Regions from separate parts of the Mus musculus genome. Here all the other regions are linked to region 2. The links are chromatin loops, found by intact Hi-C in ENCODE. Cell type or tissue: heart. All regions are shown on one strand.

The links. Hi-C counts contacts between places; a loop is a spot of excess contacts. Peaks named below come from ENCODE experiments on the same cell type or tissue, not always from the same donor. Only the 100,000 strongest peaks of a DNase experiment are listed, where the experiment ranks them.
Region 1: it touches region 2 in a loop (2.8-fold over the local background); 4 of 42 quality-filtered maps call a loop at or near these places.
Region 3: it touches region 2 in a loop (4-fold over the local background); 7 of 42 quality-filtered maps call a loop at or near these places.

Annotation. Positions count from the first base shown.
Region 1 is chr14:60,685,537-60,693,536 of GRCm38, forward strand. Spata13 (spermatogenesis associated 13) reads left to right here. Exons shown (of 13, transcript NM_001033272.2): 2 at 5,318-7,012. The coding sequence starts at 5,459. Among named protein-coding and RNA genes, the nearest start is that of Gm41165, 5.2 kb to the left of the region's middle. In heart, CTCF peaks have their summits at 3,455 (motif pointing left) and 7,409; a DNase peak (open chromatin) is centred at 3,435; H3K27ac peaks cover 272 bases; H3K27me3 peaks cover 448 bases.
Region 2 is chr14:60,582,965-60,590,964 of GRCm38, forward strand. It overlaps a transcript of Spata13 not described here. Among named protein-coding and RNA genes, the nearest start is that of Gm41166, 36 kb to the right of the region's middle. In heart, no CTCF peak of the experiment used is centred here; a DNase peak (open chromatin) is centred at 4,317; H3K27ac peaks cover 1,393 bases.
Region 3 is chr14:60,526,251-60,534,250 of GRCm38, forward strand. It overlaps a transcript of Spata13 not described here. Among named protein-coding and RNA genes, the nearest start is that of Gm41166, 93 kb to the right of the region's middle. In heart, CTCF peaks have their summits at 3,707 (motif pointing right) and 5,701 (motif pointing right); DNase peaks (open chromatin) are centred at 1,901, 2,961, 4,041 and 4,921; H3K27ac peaks cover 548 bases; H3K27me3 peaks cover 388 bases.

The DNA of each region.
Region 1 (8,000 bases), 100 kb after region 2:
ACGGCTCCCATAGAAAAGCTATGTGGCCTCAGACTGATCTAGCTGATGTGTGCAGAACACATAGTGTTATCCCCATCCTCAGTCTGCCCGTCATTCACCTGGTGGATGATGAGGACGGCGAAATCAGACTTGATTTTGTTTACTTTAACACACTTTTCAAAGTCTTCAGAGATACTTGGAGAAAGCAGAGGAGGAGCAAAATGCTGGGCCAGGGTGGTAAGCAGTAGGACCAATTGAGCTACATAGAAGGTGCTGAGAACCAGAGAAAGGGCTCCTGTGTTAGAGAGGGAGGGAGAGTTTCTCAAGAGCCTCCTCACTTGAGTTAATGATGTCATGGCAAAGTACATGCCTATGGAACAGGCAAAGAGAACTGCCTCTAGCTATTGCAAAGAGACTCCAAGACAGGATTTTGTGTATTCAGTTGGGCAAGTTGGCAGATGTGCAGCTGACCCCTACACTGGAGGGGAGGAATGGTCACTTGAACCCACAACCTGAAAGAATCTGAGACGTAAGGGGACAGAGCCAAAGCAGAGACAGATGTCACCCACAGAGGTGCTGGGGCCTCCTTCCTCCCACTCCCAGATCCCCGCCCACACTTGGCTCCCACTGACCAGACCTATCAGATGCCTTTAGTCATGATAGCTTGGAATTGTGATCCCCTGCAGGAGAGAGAATCCGAGAGCAGAAGAGGATCTGCAGTGGGGTCAGCCTGTGGCCTAAAGGAGTAACCCAGGGGCGGAGAGCTTGCCTCACTTGCGCAAGACCCTCAGTTTTCATCGTCGTCGTTGTTGTCGTTGTGGTTGTTTGTTTTAGTAAGCACCACAGAGCCAAACAGAATGGAGCCTGGCTGGGGAGAGGTCTGGAGACCTGCAGCCAATGACATGGCATTCCAGTGACAGTTCCATTTGCAGACCAGGAAGTACTCCGGTGACAGAATGAAGGCTGGAGGATGGGGGGTGATTGGGATTACAAGATGGGAGGGAGCCAGGGCAGACTTGTCCAGAAGGAAGGCGCCTCAGGCTAGGGATAAGGTAGTGTGCCACTCCACATCCCTGGAGGTCTCGTGAGCCAGGCAGTGATGGTCTCTGAGACTTGGTGGCCACAGAGACTGGGGCAGAGGGCTGAGAAGGTCTCTAGGTTCTGGCCGATAGGTGACAATCCTGAACTAACTCCATGCCCAGTCACTGTACTCTAACTGCTGGTCGCTCATCCCCACCCATCACCTAGTAATGGTCCGCATCAGTCAGACTGAGACCTCAGATCGTGCTGAACCTAAAATGTGTCCATCGTTTGAGTTGCCGACACCTCTCCCTTTGTGCTTCCGGGCTGTTGCTAAGTGAAACCAGGATTACTTGAACTCAGCACTGCAGTGCCACCGACAAGCATTCTGAGACAGATGGCTACTGAATGCCCAGTAGGAGAGAATGTAGTGTACGAGGCGTGGGTAAGCCAGGCAGAATGACAGTTTATATCCTAGCCAGGACAGGGAAGGATGGTGCAAGATGCAAAGAAAAACCTATGAATTGCCTGCTTTCGGGACACTCGTTTTAATGATTTTTGGGTCTTTTGTCTGAATGTAAGTGGAACCATGGAGATGAACGGGGATGTGCGGCTGTTGCACGGTAGTCCCCAGCCTCGCTGGTTTTCGGACGAGCATCGGATGTGCTCCGAGGTGGTGTCCGTAGCCCAAGCTGATGCATAATTTTACCCCTCTGACATTTCTGGTTCTAATTGAAATGAGTTGGTCACAGCTGGTTTTGTAGAGATTTCTCATTACGAGTGGGGAGAAACATTCCACTGTGGAGTTCATTCACCCCGGAGGCCAGCTTGTGGGCAACTGGATGTCACAATATTCCCATCTCGAATTCTTTCTTGGAGTTCCCTTCAGAAGCATCTCTGGCAGGGGTCCCATGATTTATCAGGCTTGCCATGGAGCCAGTAATTGAATTGCGACCCTTGTTAGTTAATGGGGGTCAAAGCATCGGTTCTCAATAACGCAACTTGGTGTGTTCCTCGGAGATTCTGGGAAAGCTTTTGTTCCTTCCTGTGACTTTCACTTTCCACTCTAAAGCAGTAAACAGCCTTGCTTGGCTCATGGACAGACAGTAAGTACATCGTTAGCTTTCTAAACCCATTCAGATGGAGTCTGGATCTAAATTTACGTGTTTTTTTTTTAATAGTAAATGCTTACTGGTGTAATAAAAATGTAAGCATCTTCAACCTAGAGAAATAGGGGCAAGCAGTGCCTAGAGTGCTACTTGGGTGGCTGAGGCAGGAGGATTGCTGTTCAAATACAAACTTAGTGAGACCCTGTCTCAAAGTAAAAAAGTAACGAGACAAATAACAACGACCCAGTATCATTGGAAAAAAGGGCTGTGATACAGTTCAGTGGCGGGAGATGTTTGTCTAGCATATGTGAAACCTCTTAAAATGTAATCACCAGCCGGGCGTGGTGGTGCACGCCTTTAATCCCAGCACTCGGGAGGCAGAGGCAGGTGGATCTCTGAGTTCGAGGCCAGCCTGGTCTACAAAGTGAGTTCCAGGACAGCCAGGGCTATACAGAGAAACCCTGTCTCGAAAAACCAAAAAAAAATAAAAATAAAAAAAAATTTAAAAATGTAATCACCAGTTGAAGAAACACACACAAGTATGTCATGATCTGTCACCTAAGTAGATACAGTCAGGAAAACTGATGCAGTCTTGTATCAAGATAATAGTCTTGAGTAAGCTGAAGTGTTCAGTCTCATGGTTCTCAAACCTTAACAGCCCATAGATTTGCTCATATTCCCACAATATCATTATGCATTGGTAATACATGGGGTGAGGTTCCACCGCCCTGGAAGCACATACGGATTTTCTTACTCACTTCAGAGGTACAGAAGTGACCCCTGAATTGGTCTTGAAGAATGATTAGATTTTATACTCAGGGTATGTAAACATCCTGCCCCATTTCCCATGATTCTCAGCGCTCATTGCATTGGGCCACCCCTCCAATGGCAGGCACTGCTCTGCTTGCTGTACCCAGTTTGTTAAGGACTGCCCCCCACCCCCACCCCCCAGCTGTTGCCTGAGAGTTGAGACTGGTCACCTTCATTCACCTCCTGCCAGGCACACCGTGTTCCCAGCTGTCCTTTCCTCATGCCAACTTCCACTCACCATCCTGAACCCCTCGAGGGGCCTGGCCTGCTGCTTGCACCCTCTGGAGGATCATGGCATCCTGAGTTGATGGATAGTTCCCTCTTATTTCATAGACAGCATGAAGCACAGGTTGCTGAGATGGCTTACTGGAGATTGTGTGACAGTAGTAGGTTTAGCATCTAGGCATAGCCCCATGTCTTTCAAGGAGCATTTTCAAATGTCCCAACATGCTTCTCTGTAGCCCTTGAGCCTCCAGGGTCCTCTTAACACAGGCTTTGTCCTGGACTAAAAAGGTCTCATGGTGCCCTCTACTGGTGTCACCAACTTCAGCCCCGCTCTAAGGCGGGAATCCTGCTGTCCCCTGTGTGACTGACACAAGTCCTCGAAAGACCATTATTACTACTCGGCCTTGTGGTCAGTTCTTGCCTGCAAACTGGATTTGGACACTTCTCTCTGTGGTTCATTTTAAGACTCTGAGGCGTATGGAAGTAAGCACACTACCACCATGCTGAGGACAGGCAGGCAGTCTAACTGTTGGTCCCTTTCGCCTCTCAGGCAGAATTAAGACTCAGCTCATGTGGCTCATTCAAATGCACCCACGGCCCCTCCCCGCCCCCACGCCTCTCACACACCATCTTCTCCATTAGATTTGTGCACCGCAAAGGGCCCAGTTAGGCCATCAGTCTTCCTATTAGTAAAGTGCTGACAGCCTAAGTCAGTAGAGACTCCCACATCCTGGGTGGCATCAATCCTTTATCTGTTCCCCCTGGCTCTCCCTGACAGTCCTTCCTCACTGGGCATGATACAGGGGCCAAAGGGGAAAGAAAGCAGTGCGCAGGAGCAGGTAATGCAGACTGCCGCTTCACATAGATCAAGTCCAGCTTGAAAAATGGTGAGCTAAATAAAATAGAACCTCAGGTTCTCTCTACAGTTTCCTCTTCCTGCCTTGGCTGTTTCTAGGAGGTAAAGGCCTTGACTAGTATCTGAAACCAAGTTGGGATTTGATTTCTACAGGTCGGAAGGTGCTGGAATTGGAGTCAGGTGCCCAGGGTACAGATCCCAGCAGTGCCTCTGTCTCTCTAGGCATTGGTTTAATGCATCATTCAGAGGGGACTAGCAGCGGGACCTCCAGACAAATGCCCTCACCTGCCTGCGTGGCCATGCAGTTTTCTGAGTGCATTCTGATAGCCCCAGACTTCTGGGAAGGCTCAGTGATGCTGTAAAGGCCTCAGCCCAGAGCCTCTATCTACCCTTGACCTTAGTCAACCGCCTAGAAATGATGTAAGCATTGTCTGACCGATGGCCTTTTGTGGTCTCATAATCTGAAGCTCAATTATTAATTTATTTATTGGAAATAGAAGGGCCATGACATTTGAGCCATCCTATGAAGGCCGAGAAAGGCTGAGATGGACTTGATTGATGGGAAAGGTTAAAGATGTGGTGTTCTCACACACTTTTGGGGGTTAGGTAGTGCTGTGGAGGAGGCTTGGGCAACCTTGGGAGGAATGGGCACAGGAATGTATAGAGGCTTGGATGTAGGACCAGAGGGAAGAGGGTATTTTAGTCATATGTCCATGTCTTGAGTTTCTAACAGCCCCATGTGTTTCCTCACATCACTCTATGGACAAGTAGAACTTTCTGGGTGTCTTCTGCACACAGCCTTTCCTCCAGCTTCTCTGGCTTGGTATGTTGTGCCCTGAGTCCCTATAATGCCGTAAGTTTCTCTTACAGTTTTCCTTAGTCACTTGGCCTCTGTCAGAACTCCCAGGAGTCCACCAACCGAGCCCCTGCTCATACAGGCTGGTGTTTCAGTAGGCGTGTTTGGAAGTCACGGTGGGGTTGATGTTTCATAATAAAAGATCCCTTCCGTTCACATAAAGAACAAGGTCTTACCATTTGCGTTCCAGGGTCTTCTCGGGGTTTCGGGATTTCTCCGTTGTGTCAGATGTACATCCATAGCTGTCTTTTTCGTTTCTCCTTTGAGGAATACATCATTTGCATGCCTTCCACTCTTGCTTTGATGAGAAGTAGATTTTAGAGTAATTCTTAATGACCCAGCCTTGTCCTGGAGCTTGTGGGGTTTTTCTTCTGTTAGCAGTTGTTAGCTTGAACGATCAGCCTCTATAGAGGCGCCTCCTTGGGGACAATGGTTAAACGCCTGCTTTGTTTTGTGCTGCAGGCAGTAGCTGTGACTACGGATCCAGATGCACACAGCAGATGTGAAAGCCAGGCTGCTGTCCTTGGAGATGAAGGTCTGGAGCAGGGACCCCCAGTTACCGGCGTGAATGGGGGTTTGAGCCAGGCTGCCCACCCCAAGAACATGACAACAGCCCAGGATGGCCATGGGCAAGGTGCCACAGCCACTTGTTCAGCCTCCAACCCAAAGGCCCCGAAAATGGTGACATCCTCAGCATGTCAGAATGGAGGCTGCAAAAGCAGCCCCAGCAGTGATCCCGAAGCCGGGGAAACCAGGCTCAGCCCATCGAAGCTGGTACGTCTCTTCTCTGGTAGTCGGAAGAGGATGAATTCGAACTCTGAGAGACCTCGCTCAGTCGTCCTTGTGGGGAATTCCTCCACGTGGAATGCCCTGGCCTCCTTCCGTAAAATGGGCTCCTTTAAAAGACTAAAATCTTCTGTCCTTCAAGGAATTCAGAACCGGGAGGGGGCAGAAGTTTCCAAGGAGGAGCCTACAGGAGACCCAGGAAGGGCTGCTCCCAATGGCACCGTTGCCATCCTGGGAAAGGGCCTGGGCAGGTGTACATCCTTGGGCCCTGTAGGAGATGGCGCCGGGTCTGACTGCTCAGACCCCGAGGACACGGAGGACGCCTTCCAGAGGAGCACACACCGTTCTCGCAGCATCCGCAGGGCCTATGGCCTGGGCCGCATCAGCCTGCTGGACCTGGGGCGGCAGCCAGTGCCGGAGCCCGCCGTGTGTGAGATCCAAGTTCGAGACCCTGAACCCAGCAGGGCTGTGCCTCTGCCACGCAGAAGCAAGAGCATCGACAGCTTGAGCGTCCTGAAGAGCTCCTTCAAGCGCAAGTCTGCATCCAACCTCACGGAACTGCAGGGTGACAGGCAGGTTCCCTCCAGAACCTTGAGCAGCTTCTTCACAGACCCGGAGAAGCCGGGTGGCTCAGAGAGAAGAACCAGACGCTGGAGGAGCCCCATCCGGGCCAAGGACTTCGACAGAGTCCTGAGACTGGTGAGCAATGTCAAGGATGCGGCTTGGAAGAGGGAGGCCCCCAGGAGTGCAGCCCCTGGCCCTGGTCCCGGTCTCGGGGATGAGAACCCACTACTTGCGCCACGAAGCAAGCTACACGATGACTACTCGCGTCGTACTAGCAGCAGCGTGGAGCCAGATGCCAGGCGTGGCGGCTCACCCTGTATCCCTGCACCATGCACCACTGCGCCCTACGCAGCTCCAGAGCCCCACTTAGATGTGGATACTGCAGTATTCCCCCTGGAAACTAAAAGTGCTCAGCCACTGGGAAATGATGGACCTCGTGCCAGCAGTCCCTCACCAATCCCCACGGACCCAGAAGGGTTGAGCCAAGGCTCCAGTGAGGCACATACTGGCAGCCAACATCCTTTTAATCCCGTGCAGCTTCCCACTCCTCTGAGACCTACCACACCCAAGCCCCAAAGCCCTCAGAGCCCAGGGAGTACTAAGTGCCCCAGTAGTCTGAGTGTGCTGTCCCTCAGTTCAGCGGACAGTGAAGAGCGGACTGAGGATGCTTCGCACAGGCAACCGGGACCCGTGTCCCTCCAGGATACTGTCCTTAACGCTGCTGGTGATGTGGGGGGAGAAAGCGGTGACAGCTATTTTCCCGAGAATCTCGATGGAGCCACCCATCCAGAAGAGAAGAAGGAAGAGGTAAGGGTCTGGGTGGAGTGCCTCTGGTGGGTGACAGTGTGGGAGGGGTGATTTCTAGTATTTGCTTTGCCATTCATCCAGCGATTTCCAAAGACTCCTGGTTCTGTCTGTGCTAAACTGGTCATATTCAGTTTTAGCGGAGATGGAAGTTATTGGCTTAGCTTGCCTGGTTCTGGATGTGCCTCCCTGCCAGGTGTTTACGTGGCACGTGCAAGGTTCCAGGTTAGCCCTCCAGCACCAAACCACACCATCCCACACACCTTTATCCCACTTAAAATTGAATTTGCTAATAAATACGTTCCCTTGATGTAGTGTTTGCCACACCATTCCTGGAAAAGATGTTTATTGAGTATCTCCTATGTGCTGCTAGGTCCTGGGGATTAATGTGACCACTAGGGTTTCTCAGCGTTTTCACATTTGGAAAGCATTTTATCACCCCCATACCATCCGTGTATTTGACATTGTTGCTGTTCTCCTTCCCGACAGAGCCCTTGTAAATGCAGTTCTTTGTGTTAGAGAACATTACGTGTCTTGAGTCCTTTTATTTCCTAGGAGTGAATTAGAACTGTGCTGCTCAGTACCTGTCACGCCCAGGATAATGCTTCTTCCAAGAGAGTTTAATGATGGCCATTGTGCTTATTTTTAGGGCAGAGCTCCGAGCAGCTCTCGGATCAAGTCAGCAAATAGCTGTCTGAGCTGCAAGAGCTGAGATCCTTTCACGTCCTGTCAGGCAGCCAGACAGTTTTACTCCTCTGTGCAAGTCTCACTTTATAAGAACATTCAGTACTATCACCTTACATAGCTAAAAGACAGAAGCGTAGCCGCGTGTGCGGGTTGTAAATGTTCTTTGCATAAATTTCTAGACGGTGTTACAGCTGTGAATTGGTGCTTGCAGCAGGAAATTACTCCTTAGCAAATGTTCCCTCCCACTCAGCCCTGGAGAGGGCCGGCAGAGGAACGATTGCACAGTTGGGTATGCAAAGAGAAG
Region 2 (8,000 bases):
TTAATTGTGCCATAGTCATAACAGCAGAACTGGAACGGTTGTCCATCAATAGATGAAGGGATAATGAAAACTTGGTATAGTTACACAATGAAATTGTTCAGCTATTAAAAAATGGAATCATCAAGTACATATTGTGCGAGTTCCTTTGTGATTGGGTTACCTCACTCAGGATGATGCCCTCCAGGTCCATCCATTTGCTTAGGAATTTCATAAATTCATTCTTTTTAATAGCTGAGTAGTACTCCATTGTGTAAATGTATCACATTTTCTGTACCCATTCCTCTGTTGAGGGGCATCTGGGTTCTTTCCAGCTTCTGGCTATTATAAATAAGGTTGCTATGAACATAGTGGAGCATGTGCCCTTCTTACCGGTTGGGACATCTTCTGGATATATGCCCAGGAGCGGTATTGCGGGATCCTCAAGTAGTACTATGTCCAATTTTCTGAGGAACCGCCAGACTGATTTCCAGAGTGGTTGTACAAGCTTGCAATCCCACCAACAATGGAGGAGTGTTTCTCTTTCTCCACATCCTCGCCAGCATCTGCTGTCACCTGAATTTTTGATCTTAGCCATTCTGACTGGTGTGAGGTGGAATCTCAGGGTTGTTTTGATTTGCATTTCCCTGATGATTAAGGATGCTGAACATTTTTTCAGGTGCTTCTCTGCCATTCAGTATTCCTCAGGTGAGAATTCTTTGTTTAGCTCTGAGCCCCATTTTTTAATGGGGTTATTTGATATTCTGGAGTCCACCTTCTTGAGTTCTTTATATATTTTGAATATTAGTCCCCTATTCGATTTGGGATAGGTAAAGATCCTTTCCCAATCTGTTGGTGGTCTTTTTTTCTTATTGACAGTGTCTTTTGCCTTGCAGAAGCTTTGCAATTTTATGAGGTCCCATTTATCAAATCTCAATCTTACAGCACAAGCCATTGCTGTTCTATTCAGGAATTTTCCCCTGTACCCATATCTTCGAGGCTGATAAGTGGATATTAGCCCAGAAACTTAGGATACCCAAGATAAAAGATACAATTTGCTAAACGCATGAAACTCAAGAAGAACGAAGACCAAAGTGTGGACACTTTGCCCCTTCTTAGAAATGGGAACAAAACACCCATGGAAAGGAGTTACAGAGACAAAATTTGGAGCTGTGACAAAAGGATGGACCATCTAGTGATTGCCATATCCAGGGATCCACCCCATAATCAGCTTCCAAACGCTGACACCATTGCATACACTAGCAAAATTTTGTTGAAAGGACCCAGATATAGCTGTCTCTTGTGAGACTATGCCGGGGCCTAGCAAACACAGAAGTGGATGCTCACAGTCAGCTATTGGATGGGTCACACGGCCCCCAATGGAGGAGCTAGAGAAAGTACCCAAGGAGCTAAAGGGAACTGCAACCCTATAGGTGGAACAACAATATGAACTAACCAGTACCCCGGAGCTCTTGTCTCTAGCTGCATATGTATCAAAAAATGGCTTAGTCAGCCATCACTGGAAAGAAAGGCCCTTTGGACTTGCAAACTTTATATGCCCCAGTACAGGGGAATGCCAGGGCCAAAAAGGGGGAGTGGGTGGGTAGGGGGTTGGGGGGGTTGGTATGGGGGACTTTGGGATAGCATTGGAAATGTAAACAAGGAAAATACCTAATTTAAAAAAAGAGAAAAAAAATGGAATCATCAAGCTTTCAGGTAAATGGATGTAGCTATAAAAGAATCATCCTGAATGAGATAACCCTGACCCAAAAATACAAATATGGCATGCATTCTCTTGTGTATGGATGTTAGCTTTTAAGCCTTTGCTATGCATACTACAATCTGTATAACCACAGAGGTTAGGAATAGAGTAAGGAACTAAGGGAAGATGAGGATCTCTCAAGCCAGGGGAAATAGAATAGTTAGGGAGAGACAGGAGAGGGACTAGAATGGAAAGGGGGAAGAGGAGGAAGAAGTAGGAACAACTAACTAAGGCATATTTAAGGTATATTTCGGGAACCACATGGAAACCGACAGTAGTAAAAATTTATATATTACACACACACACACACACACACACACACACAGACACACACACACACACACACACACACACACACACAAGAAATCTAAATGGAATTACCAAATAACAGGGGAGATAACGCCCCAACTACACATCTTTTACCACCAAGAGAAACCTCAGTGCCAGGAATGGGTGACATGTAATTGAATTGGTGGCTAAAGGGGCCCCATGGAAACCCCAAACATCTCAAGCTATTGCCAAGGTTATTGGTTCCTGTCCACAACCTGGTGGTAAGTCCCTATTGCTGAAGACACCACATCATACAAACCTCACTGAGTATGGAGAAGTCGAGCTTGAGCCTAACTAAACCCTCACCCCTGCTGACTCGTGTTCATGGTACCAGGAGATATTCTGCACTCTACCAGAGGATAAAGGCAACCACCCCACCAACTCAGTTACAAACTCTGAGATCTACAGTGCTAACCTGCCTGCATGGCACCCTGGTACAACAGTGGCGCAGATAATGTGGGAACAACCAGCCACAATCTTAGTGGCTTTAAGGTCCACTCAATGGGATGAACCCAACACTGCTAGGGTGGCCAAGAATCTGATGCTGGTGAAGCCATGGGCCTAGGAGAAAGCCAAATACTATTGTTCTGCTAAAGGAACACAGCAGTGACTCCTAAGGACATTCTGCTATAGCCACAGATCAGTGTCTCATTCAGTCATCGTCAGAGAAAGCTCCCAGCCTTGGTAAACGGGAACTAATACAGACAGACCCACAACTGGACAATGTGCAGAGGGTAAAAGCCTTTGGAACTCTCTGTCATAAATGGGACAACTCTCTGTCATTTCCTCCTCCCTCCGAAGCTCAGGGAGCTATGCAGAAAAGAAGGCGGAAAGATTGGAAGATCCAGAGGGGGTGGACGACACCAAAGAAACAGTGTCTTTAGACACAGCAGGACTGATGTGCACATGAACTCACAGAGGCTGGCAGCATGACAGGTTCAAGGCAGATGCATCCCAGCACTGAGAAAGCTGAACTCCCATCTCTAACCAAGAAGTCATCTCTAACTGGCAGCCACTCTCAAAGAAAAAACTTGTTTCCTCCAATGCAGTCTCACTGGGTATATAGACTACAATGTAGGGTGGGCCTCGTGTCCAGGAGAAGACAGCCATCACAAAAGAACTCAATGCCATCTTCATCTCATAATGCTTTGTTTGATACATATACATATACATATACATATACATATACATATACATATACATATACATATACATATACATATACATATACATATACATATATATATTCATTCTTTTATTATGGTTTCCAAGTTTGTATTTTTACGGGCTTTGCTGTGTGTGTATATTTTATTTATTTTTTCTTTTTTGTAAAATTTTGGTTTGTTTATTTTTATTTGCCTGTTTGTTTTCTAAAGAGAAAGAGAAAATGTGGGGTCAAATGGGTAGGAAGGGAGGACTGAGGAGGATCTGGGAGGACGGGAGGGAAGGGTGACTACTACCAGAGTTTATACTGTGATAATGTTCAGATTGCTTTAAAGAGTGTGACTAAAACAGGTGTGAGTGTGTGTGTGTGTGTGTGTGTGTGTGTGTGTGTGTGTGTGTGATAAAAAAAAGGAAAGAAACACAGCTCTGCTCTCCAAGGGAATGGGATGGTGTTTTCTAGACCACCATGAGTGGGTATGGCCTGGGAATACAGGTTTGGGTTAGTCCAGGTTCTGTGCTCTAACGTGATAACCATTCCTCTGTAGAGAGGGACACTCAGTTGAGGAACTAACTGCATAAGACTTGCCTGTTGGCAAGCTTGGGGGGGTGATGTCTTCATTAATGATCGCTGTAGGACTGCTCAGCTCACTGTGGGTGGTGCCTCTCTTGGGCGGGTAGTTCTGAGTGATGTAAGGAAGCAAACTGAGCAGGAAGTGGGAGTAAGGCAGTGAGCAGTGCTACTCCATGCTCCAGAGCCTCTGTTTCAGTCCCTGCCTCCCCGTTCATCCTCTGACAAGCTATAATGAACTGAAAACTGTAAGATAAAATACCCACCACCACCGTCACCAGCACCACCACCCAAGCCCCCGCTGCCAAATGTAGCCCCCGTCTTGCATTTCTCATCTGTTCAAACCAAGAGTCATTTTCCTCTACACTAGACTTGTCCCTGTATGTGAAATTGTACTCAGTTGCATCCCGGGAAGAGTCACGGCCAATTCTCAGCCTCCTGCTCGTCCTCTCAAGGCAGCCCAGGGATTGTGCTGCGCAGACTAAGCCTCTTAGTTTAGCAGCAGGTCAGCAGGAGCCACACCAGAACAACTCTCACATTGTGTTCCGGCTCTGAGTTCCAACAATCCGGTGATTGTTTCCCATGTGGAACCTCCTGGAGCTGAGGCCACGAGAGTTGACTCGCAGACCAGGGAAAACTTAACAGACAAGTAAGTTCAAGGTGAGGACCATGGGCCCTTCATGGAGAGTCGACTTTGTAGCTCTAAAAACAGAACCAGCTAAAAGAAACACAATAATAGCTCGTCTTGTAGAGAAAAGAGACAAGAAAAGAAAAAACCTCTTTATCTTTAAATTCGCTGGAGATTCCAGATAAAGCAGAGAGCCACGGCCCTGAACAAGCCTGGGTTCATACCCTCAAAGACTCCATGTCTCTGAGACTGGGACTCCTGCAAACACTGCGGGGACTGGTAGGCTTCTGCTTCCTGTCTGGAAACTGTATTCCTGGGAACTTTCTGATTAAGGCCAAAATGAAGGGGTGATAAGTGCAGAAAAAAGAGAGAGAGAGAGAACAAAATTTATGCTTGCCAGAGTCATGGAGGAATAAATGAAGCTTTTTATAACTCTATCAGGGAAAGGAAATTCTAGAAATTAAAGTAGCTGTGTTAAAGGGAGGAGGGGAACAACTCAAGATAACTACAGACCCACTAGGTGCTCGCACTCACCAGGAACACTGTGGACACAGTCAGTGTGGTACCCAGAGAGAGAGAGAGGCCTGGATGATCAAAATCTCTACCATGTACTGTTAAGGAACAACAACCACAACAAAAACAGCAGCAGCAACAACAAAAGGTTGTCAAGTAATCAATAAAATAAGATAATCCTAAATCCTAGGAAAGAATGCAATCAAACACATTAGCTTTTTGTTTAAATAAATTGTTTCTTCAGAGAGCAGTAGATACAAATTATATCATTTCTGAGTTTAGCAAGACATCAGGATGTTCCCTTCGCTGCACTGGATCACTCTCCCAATATTTATGTATTTACACTCTTATTCTGTGTGTCCTGGTGTAACAAAACACCATAGACTGAGTCACATTCCTTTTTCATAGTTTGCTCCTAAAAGTTCAATATCAAAACCCCACCAGGCCTGGTGCCTGAAGAATGCCAGGGACCACTTTCAACTCGGTGCTGAAAAGCTCTTAATTCACCCTGAGGGCTCTGCCCTGATATCTTAAGGCCCTGCCCCTGTGAATCCCATCAGAGGCGGTTAGGTCTCAGCTCCTGGGTTTGGGAATTTAGCCATCACAGTTCTGACCTGCCTGTTGCCGGAGAGCTTTTCGTTTCCAGTGTGGATGTGGCCTGTTTATATTTCAGAATAACGCCCTGGCTAAGCATTCTGGAAGCATTGAGTCTAAGATTGTTTCCCTTGAATTCTTCCTGGAATGCCCTCTGCACGCGTGGGTGGGAAGTGCTAAAGGGTGCCGACTCCCAGGCCCGCTCCTTGGTTCTCTTCAGAAGAGCCCTCTGAATTGCTAAGGACACTCACTGCTTTCACCACACACAGTAAGGATCCAGGAGACTCAGGCTGTGGCTCACCAGGTAGTCCTCAGTTTGTATCACACACTCACAGGTCAGCTCTTTGCCTTCTTCTCACCCTTAACTTTATGGGCCCCAAACACAGAGCTTTTGAGAGGCTTGCTCAGAAAGGTGCCTCTACTATTCTTCCCAGGGCTCTTTGTGGATATTCTGGGCGGCAACATTCCACCCTGTTCTGGGGGGGCGGGGGTGGGGTGCTCTATTCATTCTGTCTTCAAGGAAGTTTTAAAGTCTACCACTGATGTAGCACCCACTTGCTTCTCTAGGCCATTGAGGCTTGATTTCTTTTGCTGCTACTGTTACAATGTTAGAGTCTTAGGAGGGAGGGGAAACAGTGGTAGAGGCAACAGTGGAAACAGAAGTAACGCCAGTCAGTCTATGTCATCTACTTCCCTGTCCTGAGTCAGCAAAATTGAACTATCAGGAATTCATGAAAAACAATAGGATGTATTTTAAAGTTTCCCCCCACAATAGGCTTTGAAGTTTTATCCCTTATTGTTCTCCAAATAAGGCAATGTTCTCATGTCTGGGTGGACTGTAGGCCCCCATTTCTGTTGAGCTTGCTGATATACTTAACTATCAGAAATAAAAATACGCAGTGGAGTCTCAGTATAACCCACACTCCTCTCTGCCCTTTGCCTTACACTCCCAGCAGTGAAATGGCCAGCACAGTTTTTATTTTATTTTCTGTGATACATGAAAACATACAAAATGTTTCTAATTCTAATGAGGTGGTGCTTCACAGAGTGTACACAGGGTCCGATCCAAATGCGCCGACTGTCATTAAGGCTTTTAGCACACATTGCCTATGTCCTTGTAGAGAGTTTGTGCTCACTCCCATTCAGGGCTAGGCCTGATTTTTCTTCCAGCCTCAGATGCTGTGCTTTTAAACTTGCGAGTCTGACAGGGAACAGGCCATCTTGCTTCAACTTGAGGCTGCACTTCTTGTGAGCTATGAAAGCCCTGCTTGTATGGTGAGTGGGTAGGTAGGGGGCACCTAAGGGCACTTCCTTTACCTTTGCTGGATCCAGGTAGAGAAAAGGAGTTGGAAAACCAAAGCCTGAAGAATGGGTGTAGCCTGGGCTCCCGCACAGCCTGGCTCGCCCTGAACTTTTACTCCATAAGGCAAGGCGGTGGAGGATCATGGCTTGCAGGTAAATGAGTGTTGTTATGTATTCATCAAAATGTTATGGAATGTCACCATGCGGTAGGCCTTATGCAGGTTCATGGGAACACTGAAATATAAGACATATGCCCCTGTTGCAGGACGTTTGAAAGGTACTTGGAAAAGAGCAATGATGATAGAGAAATGATTTTATGATCTTAAAGGAGATCACACACAGGAAGAGAGCGCGTCTGCTCAGGGGATAACCTTGGGTAAGGAACAGTCACCTTTTGGGCCTTGGAGCGCTTGCTAGGACTGTTGTGATGTTCTCCCGGGTATTTGTGAAGTGTTGGAGTAGTTGGTGGCACTGTTTGGAGAGGTGTGGGAGGTGCAGCCTTGCTGGAGGAAGTATGTCACTGGGGGCCGGCCCTGGTGGTTCTTGTCTGGTTGGCTCTCTCTGCTCTCTGTGTGTGGAATTATAGTCTCTCAGCTTCCTTCTCCTACGCTTGCTACCATGCCTTGCTGCCTTCGTAACTCTTATCCCTCTGCAACCAGAATCAAAGCAAACTTTCTCTTCCACAGTTGCTTTTGGCACCACAATGACAGTAACCGTCTAAGTTACTGGTACATGTTTGCTTTGTCTGTGGATGTGACATCTCGTTGATTTCCTCCTTATTAATAAAAAGGGAACAGGGAAAATGTTTCTAATTCTAACCAAATAAACTATAATGTTTTCCGTTTTGTTTTTATGTTTTATCTTAACTAGGACATTGCTTTTGAACGTAGGTCTTGCTTGCTGAATCCGCCTTCCTGCGGGGACTTTTATTACTTCTGTATTGTTTTATGCAACTGAATCTTCTGCTCCCCCCTTTATTTTCTTCTCTGACTCCATCTTTGCCTTTCCTCCCCGGACATGGCAGCTGTATAAGGTGCATTTTTGGAGGCATTTGCTAGCATCTGGCTTGAGGTACTTTTTCTCCCTGTTTATAGTCCAAACTGACTCAGAGATTCCTCGTTTACATGGGTTCTGGTATTCAGGTTAGACCAAGTCTGTGTCAC
Region 3 (8,000 bases), 57 kb before region 2:
GTCTTGTCTTCACCAAAGTCACTCTACCTTGTGGCTTTTGTCCTGACTTGGCCCTTGATTAAGTGGATGGTGCTCACACTGGGGAGAAACGACCTCCTTTCCTCCTGGAAACAGCCTCTCAGACATACCCAGAAATAGCAGTGAGTTACCTGCTACCCGGGCATCCCTTAGCACAGAAAGTTGATATGTAAATTCTCTCTCACACTTCATGTGCCTCATTGTGCATTTTATTTGCAATCCCCAGGTGACTGACAGGTAGACCTACTGCACGTTCAATATTACATTATGTCATTTAGATAAATTAAAGCACCTGTCTATACCAACAACGCAGGCCCAAACACATGGAGCAACAAAAATGTAAACAGAACTTGATGGGGCACAGATATAATGAAGGCTTTCAATATTCTCACTGAAGAATTCAAGTGAATTGACCTCAAATAATCAAAGACAAATAGAATCTGAAAGAAGTCTTTCCTCATGCAAAAAATATATGTAAAATTTGCATCACAAAGTTGAAAATATGTAACTTTTCCTTATTTCTCATCTTTTAAAAGATAAATTTTATAGCATTTGTCAGAACCTTGATGACGAAGGACATTTCAGAGAGTTTAAGAAAGTAGAGTTTAGAGTCATCAGTCTCTTACCACCCCCCACCCCCCCAGCCCCGAACAGATGAATCATATAAAAGTTCTCTATTTAGAAAACAAAGTGCATTCATTAAATGTTCCCGAGCAAGCAGGAAGCCGAGGCTGCAGTGAGTCATTCAGCAAGAAGGCAAGAGAACGACAGCTCAGCAGTCAAGAGCACTGGCTTCTTATGCAAAAGACCAGGGTCTGGTTCCCAGCACCCACACAGTGACTCCAGGGTGTCCAATACCCTCTTCTGGGCACACACACACACACACACACACACACACACACACACACACACACACACAAGCGCGCGCGCGTGCACACCAAGAGTCCTCATAGCAGACCTACAGCATGCACAAAAAGTTGTCTTTGGAGAAAATGGCTTTAAACGCTGTCTTTAGTATAATGAAAAATTTAAAATAAGAGTTAGAATTCATCTTAAGAAACCAGAAGACAAAAAATAACAAGAAGAAAGGAGAAAAGAGACTTAAGACAAGGGAAGCAGTTATACAATTAATTTAACAAACAGTGAAACAGGCATAGGGGCTACGCATAGGGGCTAAGTCCTCAGCTACTTAAATTTAGGATTCAGGCTAAGGAATGTCTGAGTTCTAACCCTGAACATGATGAGGAGCCTAAAACTCTTGATTCTACAGTTGTTGATTTCCTTTGCCGTAAAATATCAGTAGCAGCAGCATTAACAATGACAACAGTCATGAGAACACTAAAAATGCACATCCTATAGTTCAAATTAGGCAATGCTTTACAGTATAAAGTCTCTTTGGAAAGTCTACTGTATATACATGTATACAGTTGGTTCCAGGGTTCCCAAACACACCACAACCCAGAGACTGTGAAATGGTCCTTGGTGTCACATGTGCTGAGACCCAGCAGGCATCATCTTACACCTGACATCTTCTCTAAACAACCTGGAATTTGCAGTGCAATGTAAATGCTGCATAAATGGTCATTGGACTCTTTTGGTCAAGAATAATGACAGGAGTTGGTGGAAATGTTTCAGTATGTCTTAGTTAGGGTTTCATTGCTGTGAAGAGACACCATGACCAAGGCAGCTCTTATAAAGGACAACATTTAACTGGGTCTGGCTTACAGGCTCAGAGGTTCCGTCCATTATCATCATAGCAGGAAGCATGGCAGCATGCATGCAGGAAGACACGGCACTAAAGGAGCTGAGAGTTCTATATCTTGTTCCAAAGGCAAACAAGAGAAGACTGGCTCTTCCACACTGGGCAGAGTTTCAAAGTCCACCCCCACAGTGACACACTTCCTCCAACAAGGCCACAACTCCTCCAATAAAGCCACGCCCCCTAAGAGAGCAACTCCCTGGGCCACACATATTCAAACCGCCACACAGTACAAAGAGAATTAAAAATATATATATATATATATATATATATATATATATATATATATATCTGCAGTGTGTGATTGGTTGAATTCAAAGACGCAGAATCCACGGGGAGCCAACTGTACTGTATATTTGCCAAGTTTGGAATATTACACACCGTTACAGGGAGGGTAGAGAACCTGTTTGTTATGGAGGGCTCCCCCCACATGTGTAAATACTTTGGAGTCCCTTTACTGTGTAGCCAGCATATGGTACCTTCAGGAGGTTCTACAAAGCCAGGCAGGGACAAATCATGTGACCTCGTTTGCAGACATTCCCAGACCACCAGAAGAAATTCAAGGATTGACATTGCCCATGTGCGTCCCAGGAACTGTCTGAATTAAGGGAGTAAAATGGGACTAAGCAATAGGTGGTCCATGGTTGTCACAGAAAACAGAAGTCCTCCAGCTCACATGACTCTGGGTCCTTGAAATCTGATAATGCTGATAAGTCACTTCCTCAGAAGCGCTGCTTGGCCAGATCTCCACAAAGAAAAAGAAAAAGAAAAAGGAAAGAAAAGAAAAAAAGAAAAGAAAAAGAGCCGGGTATGGTGGCGCATGCCTTTAATACCAGCACTCGGGAGGCAGAGGCAGGCAGATTTCTGAGTTCGAGGCCAGCCTGGTCTACAAAGTGAGTTCCAGGACAGCCAGGGCTACACAGAGAAACCCTGTCTCAAAAAAAAAAAAAGAAAGAAAAGAAAAGAAAAAGTAAAACAAACAAAAAATTAAACAACAACAAAAAAACCTCATTCTAAAAGAGCCAATGCCAAAATAAAACAAACCAAAAGAGGTGCATCATTGGTGCCTTCTGCCGTGTAGGCTCAGAGGATGGCTCAGACCCAGCAATGATCATTCAGGGGCCGCTGTCCCTGAGTGAAGCCAGCAGCCAAGACAGAAGAAAAGAGCCCAGCTGGTGTCCAGCCAGAACAGCACCAGGGCACAAGGTGGCAGCTGCCAGGGCTCAGCCTTGGGCAAGAATCCAGAAAAGATGAAGTCATTTTCTGACCTGTGTCCCAGCCAGGAGTTTGAATGCAAAAAGGGTTATCGGTGAACTTTCTGAATGTCTTCTGAGGCTTGCTTTCAGCTCAGAGGCAGAGCTCTGGCACAGTATGGGCAATGGCAGCCAGTGTGTCATGGGACACTGCCTTATAGACAGCTGCAGTCATTACACAACACTCAGGTACTAAGACGGGGGCAAGTTTGAACTATTTCCCTATCACAAAACGCCTACCTTATTCTCCAAAATGTGCTGTTTTCTGTCTTTTGTGCTAAAGCACAAAGACTGTGTTACCGTTGTGTGTGTGTATGTGTGTGTGTTGTTTTTTTATCTCTAGGACATCCTTACCTGAGTATGTGTTGTGAGCTAAGCCAGGTTGTAGACCCCCATCAGTCTCATCTCCAGCCTTTCCCTACTGTGTGGACAAAGCTATGGATTCTCAAGAAAGCTGCTGGGGGAGCCCTCCTGAGACTTCAGACACCTGTATCTATTTTTCTTCACGGGGGGGGGGGGGGGGGAAGTGGGGTGTGTGTGTGTGCAGAGTCTGCTTGACCTGCCAAGAAGATGTGAAACTAACAAAGAAGTTTCCCATGGGGGGGGGGGGAGTGTTGTGAGGGGGGGCAGGCAGCCAGCAGAGGGCAGCTGTTCCAGCCACGCCACCTCAGCCTCACTACCTGCACCTCTAGGGTCTCTGCCTAAGGATGCTTCCCTCTTACCTCATGTTTAGGGGTTCTGGAGTGACAGCCACGATGGCATGGGGGCGGGGGCGGGGGGAGAGGGGCAAGGCACTTGAGTGCACACATGCATAATCTGGATTCAGGGATGAGGTCATATTCCCAGTGTGAGGGAATTCCCAGTGTGAGGGTTGGGAGAAGAAAATGGCTTTGTTACAATTCTGCTAGACTCCTCACTGGCCCAGGACAGTGCGGTTGTCTAGAGAATGTTCCTCATTGACAGCCCAATGAGAGTGGAGCCCAGAAAACTCCCCAGATGAGGTCATATGAGAGACTTGATGGGGGTGGGCGGTTTGGGGGAAGGGGAGGAAAGACTGGCAGAAATTAAAGATATCTGAGCTGACATTAAAGACATCAAGAGCTGGGGTGGAAGATTCTCCTGGGACCTGGAGGACACAGTGGGGGTCCTGGGGGGACAGTTGAGACAGAGGTATGCAGGCTTGGGGACTCATAGGCCCTCTGTATGAGGTTTGTTTTTCTGTCCTCCACTCTGGCCCACTGGCAGCTCCGCCCACCTATCTTTCCCACTGTGCTCTTTCTCAGCCTTCCTGTTCTTCATGGCAGGGAGGAGTCGGTTGGCCTCAGGCTGAGATCAGCTTTCTCTACTCACCCATCCACCGTGGGCCTCTGGGGTCGGTCGCTCAGACTTCTGCTATTAATGCAGCACCAAATGGAGGAACCGGAGACAAAGCCTGGGTCTGCAGGCTCCCCCGCTCCGACTCCAAGGGGTTCACACTGATATTATAATAGTTACTTCCTAATATTTAAATTCCGAATGGCCAACACTTACATTCAAGGTCACTGCTAATGAAACAGCAATCTGTATGCAAATATGTATTGTTGTCTGTGTATTTATGCGTACTCTCCACCCCTTTAATCCATCATAGGAGATATCATGTTATAGTTATTGATTAGGAATTCCTCCAGATCATCTCTTCCTGCTTCCCCACCTCTCACTGAACACCAACCTGGAAAAAAAAAAAAGGAAAATGCAAAGTGGGGCTGCTTTAAGAGCTGTCTAGGCACAATACAATGCACTAACCTTCCGTGTAAAGGACATTTTACAGGCAGCACCTGAACACTGCATTCCTTATCATTGCACCGGATGCTGTCTTCTTCTGGCCAGGAAGGTCCATCCTTTGTCCAGTCTCCCCTCTTCCGCTATGGCGCCTTGTCTCCTCATGGCTCTGCTCACCTCATTATTTATAAGATACATCTCCTGTTTTCCATAGAAGACTGCTCCACGGAATTTCCTGTAGGGCTGTTTTGGGACTAAGAAGCTCAGCTTTGGTTATTTCCCCTCCACCTTGCATGAGGCTATAGTTGGCAATTCTCATTAAATCTCACCCTCTCCTGATGCTCTTAGGGTCTCTCTAGTCCTTTAGCATTTTATTGTGGGTCTGTAAGACCTGTGTGTATCTCCAGCTCAGTTACTGCCTCTGTGACATCGTTACTTTAGATATAAAGCACCAAGCGCTTAGCTAGCAACAATGTTTCTGATTTCTTCCATTTTTTAATCACAAAATTTAGACAAAGGTCTTAGAAGAAATTTACTTGCCTGGAGTTTCAAAGCCAGTCCTAACTCAGAATCACAATTGACAGAAGCTAAGCGATAGTGTTGAGAAACACCATTGCTTCAGATACGAACACCTTGTGAATATGGTCCATGGAGGCTGTCTCTCTACCATTTAAAACTTGGGTCCTTAGCCTCGACTCCCTGAATGTCAGTATTCAGACAGAAGAGGACTTTGGGATTTAAGACCCAGCATCACCTAGCAGGGGTGTGAAATCTGTCAAGTCATTCTTACCCTAGATTGCACCAAGAAAAGAAAGTGATGAGCCTGCTGGGTACCTAACAGTCTTGTAAGCTCACCTTGTTACAGGCAGGATGTGGAAGCCAGGGCTGGTGTTGCTCTGGAAAGCATTTTTCTCTCTAGCCACTAGATGGTGGAGAAGGGCACATCTGCTCATCTGTACATCTGCTTACCTGTACATCTGTATATCTGCTTACCTGCACATCTGCTCATCTGTACATCTGCTCACCTGCACATCTGCTCATCTGTACATCTGCTCACCTGCACATCTGCTCATCTGCTTGCCTGCACATCTGCACATCTACATGTCTGCAGGGCTGTGTTGGGGGTGGGGGGAGGTGCTGTCTTTCTGCTAAGAGGGAAAGAGTATTTTGGTTAGCAGTTTGTATAGAGGCTGGTGGCTTGGATTATGATTCAGACTCAAACTTTAAGAGATACATGGGGGAAAAGGAGTTCCTTAAATGTATGGTCTCCATTTGAACCCTGACCAGACACCATTTCCAATCTCAGGAACTGATTCTTGTGTGCTATGGGTAGAAATTTATACAACATAGGGGCTCACAGAGAGTCAGACCCAGTCTTCCTATGTACATGTGACAGACGTGCAGCTTGGTCTTCATCTGGGTCCCCTAACAACAGGAGCAGGGCCTGTCTCTGACTCTGTTGCCTGCCTTTGGAGCTCTTTCCCCTAACTGGGCTGCCTTCTCAATAGGAGAAGATGCGCTTAGTCCTACTGCAACTTGATATGTTGGTGGGTTGATATCCACAGAAAACCTGGCCTTCACTGAGGAGAAAGGGAGGGGAGAATGGAGAAAGGGGAGATAAGGAGGGGAAGCTGAGATCTGGATGTAAAATAAATAAATAAATAGAAAAAATGCCATTGTCCCAAAAAAATTGTTAGAGGTCTTTCCAACATCATCAGGCTCATAGAGCACAGAGGAAGAGCTGTTCTAGGTTATGTGCTTGTGGTACAGGTCCTAAAACTGTAACAAGCTGGTCTGTGTCTCTAGCCTGATGGAGACCCTGCATAGCTTTGCCCACGCAGGAAAATGGAAGAAACGCTGTCCTAGCTGTCCACAAAGAAAAACGCGTTAGAGTTCCATTGCTGTAACAAAATGCACAAAACAATCAACTCAACTTATAAAGAGGAGAAGGTCGAGTGAGATCACAATTTCAATGCAGGTGGCCCAGTTGTGGCCCAGTTGCTTTGGGTCTCTGTCAGGCAGCATATGGTGGTAGCAGTGTGTGGCAGAGCAAATGCTCACCCCCATGGCCAGAAGCAAAAGGGGAAAGCGAGGAGGAAGAGAGACTGGGGTCATGCAATTTTTGTGGACACGCCTTTAATGCAACCTTCCCAGTATACCCAACTCTTAACCAGGTTCCATCACCTTCAGTAATGCCAAGCTACCAAGCTCTAACATGTGGGCTTCTGGGGGACATTTCAGATGCAAACAATAGCCAGGGGTCACTCTGAGACACTGTGAAGGGACCAGCATGATAGTTCAACGGGTAAAGTCGTTCACAGCAAAAACCTGGCCTCAGTTTGATCCCTGGAACCCACAGTGAGAAGAGAAGACTCCTGACGCTTGTCCTTGACCCCCACATGCCCCCGTGGAAATGAATGCATGTACACAGATGCTAATACTTAAAAAAAAATCCTGACACACAAAGGAACAAAGTGTATATAAAAAAAATAAAAAATGCCATGAAGGATCCTCATGCCCCCCCTCCCCCCGTGTCGGGGAGCCTCCATTCCCCCCACACTGGAGAGCACACTCTAGGGACCACGTGTGTAATCCCACAGGTCCGGGTCCAGCCCATTAGCCAGGAAGAAAAGCTACTCACGATGGGACTGCAGAGATCCGCAAATGCACTTTGCAGTCACCTCGGATAGACGCATGTCAAGTTTAACAAAACGAGCTCTGTCCAAAAGAGCTTTTAAATAGGAGGTTTCCCGGGAATAATTAATTGCTAAGCTGCTCTCAGAGGTAGCAATGTGAGACACTAAAATCCCAGCCTGCCAGCAGAGGCCTTCTCGGGTCAGGCACAGGAGACGTGCAGTCGTGTGAGGATCGGAACGCTGAGGGAACACGCAGTGCTCCTGCTAATCCCTCTGATGATCCGCCCTCCAGCGCTTAAAAAATAAGCAAATTTAGCTAACCCTTTCGGAGGGGACTTATTGTGACTGTGCGCTCACACTCATCATTCAAAGTGTTTGTGAAGAAAACAAGGCTGCTTAAGAACAGAAACGCTGTACCCTGTCTTACTTCACACAGCCTTGGAGGATTAGGTTGTGTAAACTACAGTCTCCATTAGCCCCCAAGGCTGCCTGTTGCCTGCAGGGCCAGGGGTTCTCGCGCTGCACTGCACATGTGCTACAAAGAGCCAGCTTGTGATTCCACAGACATGCTCATTT